Regions from separate parts of the Homo sapiens genome. Here all the other regions are linked to region 3. The links are chromatin contacts, found by Hi-C in ENCODE. All regions are on one chromosome and are shown on one strand. The core of a region is the stretch at or near the end of the contact, and the rest is flanking DNA. Distances in the headings are between cores, read along the strand shown.

Region 1 (3,525 bases), core at 815-3,314, 1.0 Mb before region 3:
CTGTAAATGAAAGAGGAGACATCACTACAGATCCCATGGACATTAAAAAGATCATAAAGAAATATTATAAACAATTCTGTGCCCATAAAATTGATCACCTAGATGAAAAGAACAAAAGGATAAAATCTGACAACTCACACAAGAAGAAACAGCCAATCTGAGTGAGCCTATATCTCTTAAAGAAATTGAATCGATAATTTAATAACCTTCCCAAACAAAAGGCTCCAGGCCCAGATGGGTTTACTGATGAATTTTCCCCAACATTTAAGGAAGAAATTATATTGATTCTCTACCATTCCTTCCAGAAGATAGAAACACAGGGAATATCACCAAATATCCACCCAATAAATTTCACCAATATGTGCTTACAGCTGATAGACAAGGGCAACACTCATTCTCACACCCTCATCAACAAGGGTGACAGCAACTAGCCTGAAGGGTGAGAGGTTTCAACTCATATTTTCATCACAGCAACAGAGGTTGACATGTTTCTTTCTTTTCTTTCTTTTTTTTTTTTATTGGCTGAGTCAGAGTTTCCCTCTGTCTCCTGAGCTGGACTGCAGTGGCACGACCTTGGCTCACTGCAGCTTGCGCTTCCCGGGTTTTTTTTTTTTTGAGACAGGGCCTTTCTCTGTCAACCAAGCTGGGGGCAGTAGTGCAATGACCGCTCACTGCAGCCTCGAACTCCTGGCCTCAAGAGATCCTTCTGTCTCAGCCTCCTGTGTAAGCTGGGACATGGATGAAGCTGGAAGCCATCATTCTGAGAAACTAACAGAGGAACAGAAAACCAAACACTGCATGTTGTCACTCATAAGTGGGAGTTGAACAATGAGAACACATGGACACAGGGAGGGGAACGTCACACACCAGGGCCTGTCGGGGGGTGAGGGGATAGAGGAGGGAGAGCATTAGGACAAATACCTAATGTAGATGACGGGTTGATGGGTGCAGCAAACCACCCTGGCACCTGTACACCTATGTAACAAACCTGCATGTTCTGCACATGTACCCCAGAACTTAAAGTAAAATAAAAAGAAAATAAAAGAACTTTTTTTAAAACAAAGAACCAGTATGCAAAATGTGCCAAAAAAAACTCTTAAGATTCAACCACTGGAAAAAAAAAAAACCATTTAAACATGGGCCACCTCACGAAAGATGCTTTGCAGGTGGCAAATTCACCTACGAAAAATCACTCCATGTCGTAGCTCATCAGGGAATTGCAAATTAATACCGCCGAGACATGCCGGCCGACAGGTCTCAGGGTGACTAAGATCTAGAGATACCAACAGATGAAGTACCGGAACTCTCATTGAATGCTGGTCACAAGAAGACGGTCCCTGCACCCTCTGACCTTTAGGTCACTCTGCAGCACGCAATACATTTTTTTTTTTTCTTGAGGCTGAGTCTTGCTCTGTGGTCCAGGCTGGAGTGCAATGGCACAACGTCGGCTCCCTGCAACCTCCGCCTCCCGGGTTCAAGCCATTCTCCTGCCTCAGCCTCCAGAGTAGCTGACAGGCACCTGCCACCACGCCTGGCTAAGTTTTGTGTTTTTAGCAGAGATGGGATTTCACTATGTTAGCCGGGCTGGTCTTGAACTCCCGACCTCAGGTGATCCACCTGCCTCGACCTCCCAAAGTGCTGGGATTACAGGCGTGAGCCACCGTGCCCGGCCAGGTAGTCACATTTTCTTCAAGCTTTGGGTTTAAGGGATCCCAGCTTTGGGCTTAAGGGATCCCAGCTTTGGGTTTAAGGAGCCCAGCTTTGGGTTTAGGAGAGTCCAGCTTTGGGATTAGGAGAGTCCAGCTTTGGGATTAGGAGAGTCCAGCTTTGGGATTAGGAGAGTCCAGCTTTGGGTTTAGTGGAGCTCAGCTTCCAACCCTCGCACCCTCAAAGTTCCCCATCTTTGTAGACCCAGTGACCCCTGTTTCTGTGATAACACCTGCCTCTGAACGAACTCTGTGTTCTACTGACTTCAAAGTGACCCACCAGCCCCAGTGAACTGGCAGCTGGCAGGCGTCAGGGGATAGAGGACCTGCTGGCGTCGGCCTCAGATCACAAGGCAAGAATCCTCCTAGCTAAGCACAAAAACGCGTAGGAAATGCTCTGAGCTCTGCCGCTGTGTGTTGATTTTCCTGTATTGCATCACCCAACGAAGCAGACCGTTTGCCCAGCGAGATTTGCATGCTGTCCTCCGCAGACGCCCCGTGGAGATTTTGATCTGCGTCTTCTGCAAAGGCAGCGGCCGCGTTTCTCTGATTTCTGTATCTCATTCTCAGAGTATATAGCACGGGGCTTCATCGCTGGCCAGAGAGCAGATTCTGAGAAACATAAGAAGCCCCTTTTTGAAACAAAATTAATTTGTGTGTGTGGTGTGTGTGTGTGTGTGTGTGTGTGTGTGTATGGGTGAGGATGTCTCAACAGCAGCAAAATCGGCCTCACTCTGGAAGGCAGGAAGCCACTGTACGTGGAATTAAGCTAATTAACATGAAATGCCATTTGGTGAAAAAAAAAAAAAAAACCCAAAGTGGTTGAGTGTGTGGCTCCTGCCCTGCTGCAAAAGAAGAGTGTGGAAATAGCACGTATGCTGAAATTTAAGCACTTCTGCCGTTACTGAGCCACAGTGCCCATGGTTTTAGCAGGTTATGGCAGACAGATTCATTTAACAGATGAGAGAGAGGTGACAGGAAGGTTCGCAGGCTTGACTTCCTAACAGCTGCTCTCTGTTTAAAGATCGTTGCTCTAGACATGAAGTCCTTGCCCATGCCTATGTCCTGAATGGTAGTGCCTAGGTTTTCTTCTAGGGATTTTATGGTTTTAGATCTAAATTTAAGTATTTAATCCATCTTGAATTAATTTTAGTATAAGGTGTAAGGAAGGGATCCAGTTTCAGCTTTCAACATATGGCTAGTCAGTTTTCCCAGCACCATTTATGAAAATGTGGCACATATACACCATGGAATACTATGCAGCCATCAAAAATGATGAGTTCATGTCCTTTGTAGGGACATGGATGAAGCTCGAAACCATCATTCTCAGCAAACTATCGCAAGGACAAAAAACCAAACACTGCATGTTCTCACTCATAGGTGGGAATTGAACCATGAGAACACATGGACACAGGAAGGAGAACATCACACACCGGGGACTGTTGTGGGGTGGGGGGACGGGGGAGGGATAGCATTAGGAGATATACCTAATGCTAAATGACGAGTTAATGGGTGCAGCACACCAACATGGCACATGTATACATATGTAACAAACCTGCACGTTGTGCACATGTACCCTAAAACTTAAATGAAAGATAAAATCAATTATTTTAATTTAAATAAATAAATAAAGATCGTTGCTCAGTGTGAGTTGACGCGGACTTGCCTTAGGATACTTTAATTGTGATCTGGTGGATTCTGCTCATCCTGTTTCCAGCCATGTGCTCAGCAAAGCAGTCAAAGAGAAAGATCCCTGGAGAAGAAACCGAGACGGTCTCAACTACCTTGTTCCTGCCCGAAGTCAAAGCTGGGCTCCCTT
Region 2 (3,295 bases), core at 495-2,994, 1.2 Mb before region 3:
AGCGTTGGAAAGAGAAGCCCGGGACAGGTTGGTGAGTGCCCCATTCAGGGCTGGACTTTACTAAGGGTTTTTGTTTGTTTGTTTTCTGTTGAGACAGAGTTTGCTCTTGTCACCAGGCTGGAGTGCAGTGGTGTGATCTCGGCTCACTGTGACCTCCGCCTGCCGGGTTTAAGTGATTCTCCTGCCTCAGCCTTGGGAGAAGCTGGGATTACAGGCACCTGCCACCACGCCTGGCTAATTTTTAAATTTTTACTAGAGACGGGGTTTCACCATGTTGTCCAGGCTGATCTTGAACTCCTGCCCTCAGGTGATCTACCCGCCTCAGCCTCCCAAAGTGCTGGGATGACAGGTGCGAGCCACCGCGCCTGACCACTAAGATTTTTTTTTTTTTTTTTGAGACGGAGTCTCGTTCTATTTCCCAGGCTGGAGTGCAGTGGCGCCATCCTGGCTCACTGTAACCTCCGCCTCCCAGGTTCAAATGATTCTCCTGCCTCAGCCTCCGGAGAAGCTGGGATTATAGGCACCCACCACCACGCCTGGCTAACTTTTTTCTTTTTACTAGAGACGGGGTTTCACCATGTTGGTCAGAATGGTCTCGAACTCCTGACCTCAGGGTGATCCACCCTCCTCGGCCTCCCAAAGTGCTGGGATGACAGGTGTGAACCACCGCACCTGACCACTAAGATATCTTTTTTTTTTTTTTTTTGAGACGGAGTCTTGCTCTATCACCCAGGCTGGAGGGCACTGGCGCCATCCTGGCTCACTGTAACCTCTCTCCCAGGTTCAAACTATTCTCCTGCCTCAGCCTCCAGAGAAGCTGGGATTACAGGCACCTGCCACCACGCCTGGCTAATTTTTAAATTTTTACTAGAGACGGGCTTCCACCATGTTGGCCAGATGGTCTCAAACTCCTGACCTCAGGTGATCCGCCCTCATCGGCCTCCCAAAGTGCTGGGATGACAGGTGTGAGCCACCACCCCTGACCACTAAGATATCTTTTTTTTTTTTTTGAGACCGAGTCTTGCTCTGTCGCCCAGGCTGGAGTGCAGTGGCGCGATCTCGGTTCACTGTAACCTCCTCCGCCTCCCAGGTTCAAGCGATTCTCCTGTCTCAGCCTCCCGAGTAGCTGGGATTACAGGTGCTCACCACCACGCTGGGCTAATTTTTGTATTTTTAATAGAGACGGGGTTTCACCATGTTGGCCAGGCTGGTCTCAATCTCTTGACCTCAAGTGATCTGCCCGCCTCGGCCTCCCAAAGTGCTGGGATGACAGGCGTGAGCCACCGCACCCGGCCACTAACATATCTTTAATAAGATCTGTCATCTGAGACCGGGGGCCACCTCCCTGTCTGGGTGCTGTTTCCCACGAGACAGGGAGGAAACACAGGCAGGAGCCCCTGGACACCAGCGTTCACGCCTCCAAGGCTGAATTTACTATGTCAGGAAGTTGCCCAACCCTGCCTGTATAGCCAGCAAGAATTCTAATTATAGCAAACAGAAACACTTGCAGAAAAAAAAAAAAATGAGAACGGGAACATGATAATTTTCAAAGAAAGAGTCTTTCTTTCAAGGAAAGTCAGGTTCATGGTTACGAAGCTGCTGACCCCAGGATCCCAGCCCGTGGGAGAGAAGGGGGTCTCTGACAGCCCCCACCCCTCCCCACTGCCAGATCCTTATTGGGTCTGAGTTTCAGGGGTGGGGCCCCAGCTGGAGGTTATAAAACAGCTCAATCGGGGAGTACAACCTTCGGTTTCTCTTCGGGGAAAGCTGCTTTCAGCGCACACGGGAAGATATCAGAAACATCCTAGGATCAGGACACCCCAGATCTTCTCAACTGGAACCACGAAGGCTGTTTCTTCCACACAGTACTTTGATCTCCATTTAAGGTAAGGTCCCCCCTCCAGGGTGGGATGAGGGAAAAAGAGGGCAGGCAGGGGAGGCGGTGGACTGTGGGTTCCCAAATCCAAGCTGGCAGACACGGGGCATTGGCATGTAACAGGTTTCTGCTGAGACCTGCTGTCCGTGTGGGCACCACACCACACATAGAATGACCCGGTACCAGAGAAGTATGTTTGCGATCTCATTCACCCTTTTGTAAGTGGATCGGACGCTGAAGCCATCATAGCATGTTAGATGCCTTGGGTTTATAAAGGTGATAGCATTAGGAGTAATTTGACAGTGCTTTCTGCTTTTTCTGTGTGCTTGCTAGAAAATGTACACACCTACACATGGCTAGAGTTCTCTGTTTATTAGAAAGCGCTGGTTCAGTTAGTCAATGAGCTCACGCCCAGGGCGAGCTGACTGCCAGCCGGGGAGCCGCTTTTGGGGCTGGGACCCCAGCCTGCTTGTAGTGTTTCTCAGTGGTTTTCAAAGGCTGGCGGGACTCAGAATGTTCCAGATGGCTGGTGAAACCTCAGGTCCCTCCTAGCAGCTTTATTCACAGTAGCCAAGAGGTGGAGACAGCCCTCGTACCCATCTATAGATGAATGGAAAAATATAATGTCCATCCACACAGTGGAATATTACGCAGCCATGAAAAGGAACAAGCAGCTTTATTCACAATAGCCAAGAGGTGGAGACAGCCCTCATACCCATCTATAGACGAATGGATAAATATAATGTGGTCCAGCCACACGGTGGAATATTACACAGCCATGAAAAGGAACAAGCAGCTTTATTCACAATAGCCAAGAGGTGGAGACAGCCCTCATACCCATCTATAGACGAATGGATAAATATAATGTGGTCCAGCCACACAGTGGAATATTACACAGCCATGAAAAGGAACAAGCAGCTTTATTCACAATAGCCAAGAGGTGGAGACAGCCCTCATACCCATCTATAGATGAATGGAGAAATATAATGTGGTCCAGCCACACAGTGGAATATTATACAGCCATGAAAAGGAACAAGCAGCTTTATTCACAATAGCCAAGAGGTGGAGACAGCCCTCGTACCCATCTATAGATGAATGGAGAAATATAATGTGGTCCAGACACACAGTGGAATATTATACAGCCATGAAAAGGAACAAGCAGCTTTATTCACAATAGCCAAGAGGTGGAGACAGCCCTCATACCCCCATCTATAGATGAAGGGAGAAATATAATGTCCATCCACACAGTGGAATATTACACAGCCATGAAAAGGAACAAGCAGCTTTATTCACAATAGCCAAGAGGTGGAGACAGCCCTCATACCCATCTATAGATGAATGGAAAAATATAATGTCCATCCACACAGTGGAATATTACACAGCCATGAAAAGGAACAAGCAGCTTTATTCACAATAGCC
Region 3 (3,381 bases), core at 835-3,334:
TACTGTACAGCCTGTGAATCTGTGACTCAATTAAACCTCCTTTCTTTATGAAATACCCAGTCTCAGGTAGTTCTTTATAGCAATGTGAGAACAAACTAATACAGAAAGAAAATTTTTTCCTGATGAGAAAATGTCTGACAGTTTTCCTCAAAATTTGTATCGTTGTACAGATGTCCAAGTTGGTAGCTCAGGAAGTCTGTAATTACCAACAACATTCTTCATCATCGTCACTGTCATCACCATCATCATCATCATCCTCACTGTCACCATCATCATCACCCTCATCATCATCATCCTCACCATCATCATCATCCTCACCATCATCATCACCATCATCACCATCACCATCGTCATCATCCTCACCATCATCATCACCATCATCACCATCACCATTATCATCCTCACCATCCTCACCATCATCATCATCCTCACCATCATCATCACCATCATCACCATCACCATTATCATCCTCACCATCATCACCATGATCATCATCCTCACCATCATCATCACCATCATCGCCATCATCCTCACTGTCACCATCATCATCCTCACCATCATCATCACCATCCTCACCATCATCCTCACTGTCACCATCATCATCCTCACCATCATCATCCTCACCATCATCATCACCATCATCATCACCATCATCATCCTCACCATCATCATCACCATCATCATCCTCACCATCATCCTCACCATCATCATCCTCACCATCATCATCCTCACCATCATCATCCTCACCATCATCATCACCATCATCATCCTCACCATCATCATCCTCACCATCATCATCCTCACCATCATCCTCACCATCATCATCCTCACCATCATCATCCTCACCATCATCATCACCATCATCATCCTCACCATCATCATCATCACCATCATCATCACCATCATCATCCTCACCATCATCATCACCATCATCATCCTCACCATCATCATCACCATCATCATCCTCACCATCATCATCCTCACCATCATCATCCTCACCATCACCATCATCATCCTCACCATCATCATCACCATCATCATCCTCACCATCATCATCCTCACCATCATCACCATCACCATCCTCACCATCATCATCCTCACCATCATCATCACCATCATCATCACCGTCATCATCACCGCCATCATCCTCATACACATCATCATCATCCTCACCATCATCCTCACCATCATCATCCTCACCATCATCATCCTCACCATCATCATCACCGTCATCATCCTCACCAACATCATCACTGCCATCATCCTCATACACATCATCATCATCCTCACCATCATCATCACCATCCTCACCATCATCACTCTCGCCATAATCATCACCATCATCATCCTCGCCATCATCATCGCTGTCGCCATCATCACCATCATCATCCTCACCATCACCATCACCACTGTCACCATCATCATCACCATCATCCTCATCGTCACCATCATCATCACCATCTTCATTATCACCATCACCATCATCATTATTATCACCAAGCTTAAATGCTTGCTTTGCCCTCTTTTCCAGAGACTCTTGACCTCTGGTTTTACTGTGTGTACCAGAAAAGTCTTCGTAATTATGTGGCCTCTGATTGTTTTTTCTAAGAGAGTAAGAGGAATCACGGTGGACGTATTCTGCCTGAATGTGTCAAAACCGTGCTAAGAGCTCTGAACATGAATATTAACATTGGGTATTTACTTTTCCTGTTCCTACGTGTCTGTTTTTTAAAAAAACAATTTTATCATGGACATTGAGGATGATACGTTGTGGTGCAGTCAGGTATTTTCCTTTATAGAAAGAGTCTATTCCTCTATAGAAGAGTCTATCAGACAGTTAGCTTCGCTGGATATACACTTTAATCTTTGTGTTTGCTGAAGTGGGCAGGAGTTTAAATATCTGCTCAGTTCTTTCAACATCACACTGATGGATTCCTCTTGGTTCTCTGAGGTCTCCCCACACATGCATAATCCAGATGACCAAATATTTGGGCAGCGTTCAAATCCAGACTTGGAGTTCCCTTAAACCGTTGCATATTCCCCTTTTAAACATTTCCTCCTCGTGTTGCAGGGTCTCTGGCAGCTGCCAGCTCTCTCGTGACTCTTCAGGCTAGTAAACCTGCAGAAGTTCTCACTTCCCCAGAATTAAGCGACTTTGGGAAGCCCCCTGCAGAAAGGACGTGCAAATGCTAATCTTCACAGGGCAGTTCCCCATTTGTCAGAGAGTTCCTCTGCCCACATTTCTGCCTGTTTGGGGCCAAGGGTCTTCACATCGTTTTTTAAAAGGCTTCATCCAGAGTTTATCCTTGTGATCTCCGGGACGTTCTGTCCAATACACACTATTCTTCAACGACTGGAAGTGAGAGTCGAGAATTAAGAGCAACTTTAAGGATTCAGATTTGCCAGGCACAGTGGCTTATGCCTGTAATCTCAGTATTTTGGGAGGCTGAGGTGGGCAGATGACCTGAGGTCAGGAGTTCGAGGCCAGCCTGGCCAACATAGTGAAACTCTGTCTCTACTAAAAATACAAAAATTAGCCGGGCATGCTGGTGCATGCCTGTAATCTCAGCTACTTCAGAGGCTGAGGCAGAAGAATCACTTGAACCCAAGAGGTGGAGGTTGCAGGAAGCCAAGATCGTGCCACTGCACTCTAGCCTGGGTGACAGGGTGAGATTCTATTTCAAAAAAAAAAAAAAAAAAGGAGAAAAAAAAGGATTCAAGTTTCAAGTGGTCAAGCAAGAGAAGGCTTTGGCCTCAGAATTCGAGTCTCAGCACTTTCATCTGTCATGAAAACATTACGTCATGTCTTATGACTTAGCTCCTGGTATGGCGAGGCCTTTGAAGTGAGATGATTTGAGAGAAATCTCACATTCTAAATGTGAGGTTTTTAAAATTACATAAGTAATATTATATAAAATATCGGTCATAATGATTGTATGCAGTAAGTGCTCAATAAATACTAAATGTGATTTTTGTGATGTGCGATACATTTCAATGCTTCACTTTAAAAATTGGTCGAATTACACTTGTGATTATTTTACTATTAAAAACAAAATGTGCCGGGCGCAGTGGCTCACACCTGTAATCCCAACACTCTGGGAGGCCAAGGTGGGGGGATCACTTGAGGCCAAGGTTCAAGAGCAGCCTAGCCAATATGGTGAGACCCTGTCTCTACTAAAAATACCAAAATTAGCCGGGCATGGTGGCGTGCACTTGTAGTCCCAGCTACTTGGTAGGCTGAGGCAGGAGAATCGCTTGAACCCAGGACACGGAGGTTGCAGTGAGCTGAAATCATACCACTGCCCTCCAGCCTGGGCAACAAAGCAAGACTGCATCTCAAAAACAAAAGCTAAAACAAAACAAAAGAAAACAAAAAACCCC

The links. Hi-C counts contacts between places; a loop is a spot of excess contacts on that map. Pooled maps may share reads with other maps.
Region 1: a map with no recorded cell type shows a loop between it and region 3 (11-fold over the local background). The contact joins two enhancer-like sites. A Hi-C loop is called at or near these places in 2 of 37 single-sample maps with no recorded cell type and 2 of 50 pooled maps.
Region 2: a loop to region 3 is called in a pooled map, with 5 times the contacts of the local background. The contact joins the promoter of IL3RA here to the enhancer-like site in region 3. A Hi-C loop is called at or near these places in 8 of 37 single-sample maps with no recorded cell type and 5 of 50 pooled maps.

What each region holds. Positions count from the first base shown.
Region 1 is chrX:1,479,792-1,483,316 of GRCh38, forward strand. All of the region lies in intron 1 of P2RY8 (P2Y receptor family member 8), which reads right to left. Among named protein-coding and RNA genes, the nearest start is that of ASMTL, 29 kb to the left of the region's middle. RefSeq lists a silencer at 1,137-1,305 and enhancers at 1,771-2,482, 1,979-2,478. Within about 2 kb of position 2,065, at least 27 of the 41 ENCODE cell types and tissues checked have a DNase peak (open chromatin) inside an H3K27ac peak, as active enhancers do.
Region 2 is chrX:1,335,041-1,338,335 of GRCh38, forward strand. It overlaps IL3RA (interleukin 3 receptor subunit alpha), which reads left to right and starts at 1,745. Exons shown (of 12, transcript NM_002183.4): 1 at 1,745-1,886. LOC101928032 (a long non-coding RNA gene) reads right to left here. Exons shown (of 8, transcript XR_007068376.1): 8 at 2,234-2,476.
Region 3 is chrX:2,519,432-2,522,812 of GRCh38, forward strand. No RefSeq gene overlaps it. Among named protein-coding and RNA genes, the nearest start is that of ZBED1, 20 kb to the left of the region's middle. Within about 2 kb of position 2,085, at least 5 of the 41 ENCODE cell types and tissues checked have a DNase peak (open chromatin) inside an H3K27ac peak, as active enhancers do.